Linked DNA regions of Homo sapiens: region 1 is linked to region 2. Evidence: read pairs that join two places in POLR2A ChIA-PET (ENCODE). Cell type or tissue: Panc1. All regions are shown on one strand. Each heading gives the region's core, and the rest is flanking DNA. Links, peaks and the distances in the headings are about the cores only.

Region 1 (2,925 bases), core at 286-2,785, 540 kb before region 2:
CCAGAACCTTATATGGCTAAAGAAAAATTACAGAAATTTAAACATCAAACATATAAGTTTCATCTGTAGAAAAAAAATCCAGATTTTATTTAAACCACCAAAATTGCAGTCAGCTGCTGAGAGAAAAATAAAGGCAAAGATCCTGTTTACAAGGCACCTAGAGTTCAGCCATCAGATGGTTTTGGTTAAGATGTAGTTTCTCTTCATGCTGATGTTTCTATAAGACATTTTTGTGAGTCAGTCATCACCCAACTTCCTAGTGTCTTTCTTTCCCTTGTATGTGTGTGTGTGTGTTTTTTTTTACAATACCTTTATAGCGTTGCTTTTAATTTTTGACAACGTTTACTGAAAACTTACTCCTTTGCAGCTTTTATGTGATTTGTAGAATTGCATTCTGTAGTAGGCAAAATTCTGATGTGTGTGTGTGTGTGTGTGTGTGTGTGTGTGTGTGTGTGTGGTGGGGGTAGCGGGGGTTCCTGTTGTTTCTTTGTGGCTCTTTCTGTCCATTTTTAACTTCTGCTGGCAAGATGCTGGTATTAAATCTTTACCCCACTAAGTTATTAAGTATTTAAGCTTATAATAGACTTGTCCTCTTTACCTTGTCTATGCGTTCCTGGAAAGAGAGTACATTAGAAGGTTTACTGGTTGTGACTACCCCACCATGCCTAGAATAACTAGGTGATAAGCCATCTCATGCCAAGCTAATATTCTGCCCTATGGGAAGTTTGCTATAGGTAGTAGGGTGTGCCCCACTACACCAAAGGTGAGGGAGTTAAGCTGTCTGTTTGCAAGAGGGTCATAGCTTTCCCATATACGTGTGCCAGGATTTGCTGACAGGGAATCTGTCTTGATGAGCTGCACTGCATTCTCAATGCCTCCAGTGCTAAAGCATTCAATGAAAATATTTTTGATTGACTTCTCCCACTGTGGCAGTTTTTGATTCTGCAGTGGGTTTGGATTTAAAACTATTGTGCTTATTGTCTGATAATGGGAACCCCCTAGCTGCTCATTGCCTTAAAAGGAACCCAGTAGACACACCTGTGAATTATGTTTCGCACATTTTCTACCAACTGGTAAAGCCACTTAAAATACTTAGATTCATTTGTTTTAGATGTAGGAAAAAAATCTCTCTGTGTGACTACAATTGCATGTCTACTATATGTGTATTTGTTTTTAACCATTCTTTCTGAAATGGAAACTGATCATTCTGGGTCATCGCTGAAGAAGTACTTACCCCCTTTTCAGCTGGAAAAAATATGTACCTGAATTATGGGAGAATACAAGGAACCTTCAGTTCACCATTTGTCTTGGCTCCTTTCCTTTGGTAGAGAGGTAGGGGAGAAAGGAAGAAAAAACACACACACACACCAAAACCTCATGGACTATTCCCTTAACTTCTTTCCCTGGAGTCATTGACTACTAACTGAAATAAACCTATCTATTCATTAAAGAAAATTATATTTGCCTATTTAAAAAGGCCTATTTTTCTGTATCTCTTATTTTTCTTTAATTCTGAAGAGTATTGAATGGAAAATATGCATTTTCTTTTTTTTTTACATAGTTTGTGAACAATTTAAAGAAAACTGTGTAAAACGTCATTATGCTTTAGCTTGTGACTTTGTACAGATCTGAGTGTTGTGTGTTCTTCATGATGTATTGTGTAAATGATTAGCTACAATCACAACCTACTCTTTTGGCTCTGACAGCAGATATTTTTGTTAGATTTGAATTAGGCAACAAATAGAATGCTAACTCTTAACAAGTATTTTTGCTATAAGTGCTTTTTTTTTTTTTTTTTGAGACGAAGTCTTGTTCTTGTCACCCAGGCTGGAGTACAATGGCACAATCTCGGCTCACTGCAACCTCCACCTCCCAGGTTCAAGTGATTCTTCTGCCTCAGCCTCCCGAGTAACTGGGATTACAGGCACCTGCCACCATGCCCAGCTAATTTTTGTATTTTTAGTAGAGACGCCATTTCACCATGTTGGCCAGGCTGGTCTCAAACTCCTGACCTCCAGGTGATCCGCCCGCCTCGGCCTCCCAAAGTTCTGGGATTACAGGCGTGAGCCACCATGCTTGGCCGCTATAAGTGTTTTCTAATATTTGTAATAAGACATTTTATTTATATAACACTTTATAAAACTTCATTGTCTTCTTTGAATCTCAGCTCCCTAAAACAGGTGCCATTGTCTCCAAATTGGGAGCCAGAAAGTATTCATGACTTGTTTGAGGTCACAAGTTAGGTTAGTGACAGAGCCAGAACCCAAATTGAAATTCTTTCTACAAAGGCTGGACACCTTGACCAAGTATATCAGTTTAGCTAGAGCTTTGGCATAGCTAGAGCTTGTCTGTTGTTCAAAATGCAGTTTTTCTCTCTTCTCTGCTTCTATATGAAGACAACAGTCTTATCTATCTTGTTCACAATTTCAGCCCTAGCAGCTTGCACAGAACTTTGAATGGAATAGTTAATACATATATGTGAATACATATATGTGAATGAATGAAGTACAGAAGATGCTGAGGGTTTGCTTTGAATAACAATGCAGTATGCCTCCCATCCCCTTTCTGCATGCTTCTCTTATTATGCTAGAAACAATATTTGAAGTTTGAAATAATGGAGTTAGACACTGCCTTATTATTTAAGGATTTGATATGGTAGTCAGGCAAAAATAATTTCATTTAAATTCCCTATTTCTTGACTTACTCTGCTATCTTAGAAAATTAAATTAATCTCTCTGCTGGGTCTTGAGATCCATCTAGAACTTGGCTATAACCTGAGAATGTTTTGTGTTCTGGTTTTTTCTTCACTGTTGGAGTCTGCTTGAGAAGGCTGGAAATGTATTTTCATTCCATTTTTCAGTATAACACATTGTGAGTCCTCACTGAATTAGATTCTTCCCCCTGAAAAAGCTACCCCTGGAAAGA
Region 2 (2,925 bases), core at 93-2,592:
AAGTAACTTTGAAATAAAATATAAGCTACAATAAAATCCAAACTGAGGTCCCAGTCAGCATTAAGATGGATATATTTCTCTTGCTTTTTCAAGATGATTCTATCATACACAATGCATTTGAGACATAGGCCAATGAATTAGTAATTTTGCAGAATGGTAAAGCTTCGTTAAAATCACTAGAATCTGGTAGACAGAGACAAATCAAAGATGGCATTGTAATGAAACAGCACATGGTTGCAATGGTGTTTGCTTATTATCTATTAAGCTGCATGTGATGCTGGATTTAGGCATAATTTACTCCCTATTCTAAGATGGGACTGGTCACCTTGTGGATATGTAAAAGAGCATTCAGGTCACCTCCTTTTCTCTCCTCAGCCCTGCCTGAGAGTTACCTTCATAGTACAATTGCACAGGCCTTTATCACCTAAAATAATCTCTCCATTGTCACCATGCTTCCATTTCAAATGAAAAACAAGAAGAAAACGAGTTGGAACCTTAGTACAGTATACCTCATTTGAAGAATTAGGAAGCCCTACATCTAGAGTTTGTCTTTTAAGTTAGGATGGCACACGTATCATATAATCGATATATAAGAATAAGGCAATTATTTTATTTTTAGTGTCTGGTGGAGTCCAAGGAAAGGCCATGGAGAGAATGGCTGTCATCTGGAGCTGGAATCTAGCATGACTGAGGTGCATGACTCTGGTGAACCAAGTAACAATGGCATTCCTTTTCTCAGTGCTCTCACTGTGCGTTTACATCTAAATGAAATTGTCTTTGATATGAGAATATACAAAGATATAAAGAGGAACAAATCAGTCCGGATTCTTAGACCAATAATTGCAGAAAAATTTAAGTATTTTTACACCTACTGGAAACCTTCACTTGAAATTGCTGGAAGACTTAGAACCCATAAACCTCAGTTTCCAAATCTGTAAAATAAGGATAATAACTGTACTTTCTTTACTGGGTTGCTGTGAAGGTTTAATGAAATCATATAAAGTACTTAACAAGAAGTTGAGTACCTAGTAATTGCTTAATAAAAGTTACAATTAATGATTATATTTGCATTGTTTCCCAGCTAAAATATTCATTTGCATATAAAATTTTAAGGTTAATAAGGTGAAGCAATAATAAAAATACCATATACCAGAATATTGTGTTGCAACCTAAATATCGATTTTTCCTCCATTATGTCATTTACTGTTCACAGACATCTCAAGGTTCTATATTTCCGTGTTCCAGGAGAGAAAACCAAAACTAATCTCTCTGGGGAGTTCATACACAGAAAGCAGAAATATTGCATTGCACTTGTATAAATTGATTGTATTAAAGACTGTCTCAAACATTTCCAAAAATTGGTTTCAACTTTTTTAAACTAATATGACTTTGAACTATATTTTATAATTTTGATCATGACAAAATGTTCTTAAATTGTACTCTGACCATTCAGTCAGAAGTGCCATATTCAAGTAAGCCTCTTTCATTTTCCTTTTGTGTGTCTTTCTTTAAAAATAAGGAGAATATTAAAGGTATATGTGCAGGAATATGTCACGTGTGCAAAGGCACCTCATGGGATTTTAATCAGCAGGTATCTCAGGGACCTTTTGCAAGAAGGATGAAATGGAGGTGCAAATAAGGTAGTGGCTTTATTTTGTTTGCTTGTTTTCAACAAAAGCTTTATCCAATTAACCATGGGATAGGTTAATGATAATTTCTTACAGAACAACTGTGTTAAATCTATGAAGTGTTGCTATTTTCATGGGAATTGGGGGGTGATTAAAAAGATTTAATGGTTCCTTAAAATAGCAAATGACACCTAATCTAGGTAAAGCAATGAGCTAGCTCCATCCTGCCTGAACAATAGAATCACCTGGAGCTTTCAGAAATGACTCAAGTCTGCACCTCACCCACAAGAAATGGAGACTTAACGGGTCTGCAGCGGGGCCTAAACACTGATATGACGTAAAAGCTCTTCAGGCGTTTCTAGTCTGCAGCTGTGGTTGGGAGTTACTTTGATGTTACTGTGATAGATGAATAAAAGACAAAATTTAATGTCCCATCAAGGAGCTTCAAATCCTGCTTAAAGAAAATATACTTCAAAAATTTATTGATATACTTTCAACAGGTGCTGAATGACCTGATTGCTGATAAATTTCATATTTCTTTCTCTTCCTTTCTCTCCTGTCTCATCTATCCCTCTAGCAATAAAATGACTGGAGGCCAGAGACAGAGAAATTATACCTTAGAATAAATTGTAGAAATTTCAAGGGCCACTTAGTAATATGTTTTGTTGCAGGTACCCTTAATTACTCAGAAAAGACATTTTTTTGAAAAAGGATGCCCAACAAGTATCCCCAAAAAATGTACCCAAAAAGTGTCCAACTACAATTATAGATGCTTAGGGAGTCTGCTAATTGTGAGAACTGAGCATTAAGAATGGACTGTGTTGGCTTTATTTAAGGCTCTGTTGATGCTCATGTGTTTGGTGATAAAAGGGAATCCAGGGCTTTCCCATTAGTTTTATCTTCATCTCTGCCGTCCTCACTAAACCACAGGAAGCTATAATGTGAACCCAGTTTTGTTATACCATGAGGAACCAAGCTTGCCCTGTTCATAGGCTATGCCAAAAGCTGGAAAAGTCCCCGTGGAGGAAATGTGATTCCAATTTGGGTATGAAAGTACAATTCCCCCCTGCCAGGTTTAAATTGAGAGCATATTACTCATTTTTAGTTAATTTCTCAGCCTACAGAATAATTTGGCACATGTGTGCAGTATGTGTTCTCTCAGCTGCTTCCTTAGGGACCCCGGCCTTGACGGGATAGTCGTAATTGGGGGGAAAAGTTAATCAATGAGAATCGTGGTTAAACACTCTATTTATGTAAGAAAATACGTGTATTAAAATTAAAAGCAGAGCAATCAAAA

The links. Peaks named below come from ENCODE experiments on the same cell type or tissue, not always from the same donor. Only the 100,000 strongest peaks of a DNase experiment are listed, where the experiment ranks them.
Region 1: POLR2A ChIA-PET joins it to region 2 with 8 read pairs; 2 of 35 experiments call an interaction of 5 or more read pairs at or near these places.

What each region holds. Positions count from the first base shown.
Region 1 is chr2:149,613,714-149,616,638 of GRCh38, forward strand. All of the region lies in intron 1 of MMADHC-DT (MMADHC divergent transcript), which reads left to right. Among named protein-coding and RNA genes, the nearest start is that of MMADHC, 27 kb to the left of the region's middle. In Panc1, for the core only: no CTCF peak of the experiment used is centred there; no DNase peak of the experiment used is centred there; H3K27ac peaks cover 222 bases.
Region 2 is chr2:150,157,596-150,160,520 of GRCh38, forward strand. All of the region lies in intron 1 of LOC105373682 (a long non-coding RNA gene), which reads right to left. Among named protein-coding and RNA genes, the nearest start is that of LINC01818, 10 kb to the right of the region's middle. In Panc1, for the core only: no CTCF peak of the experiment used is centred there; no DNase peak of the experiment used is centred there; H3K27ac peaks cover 388 bases.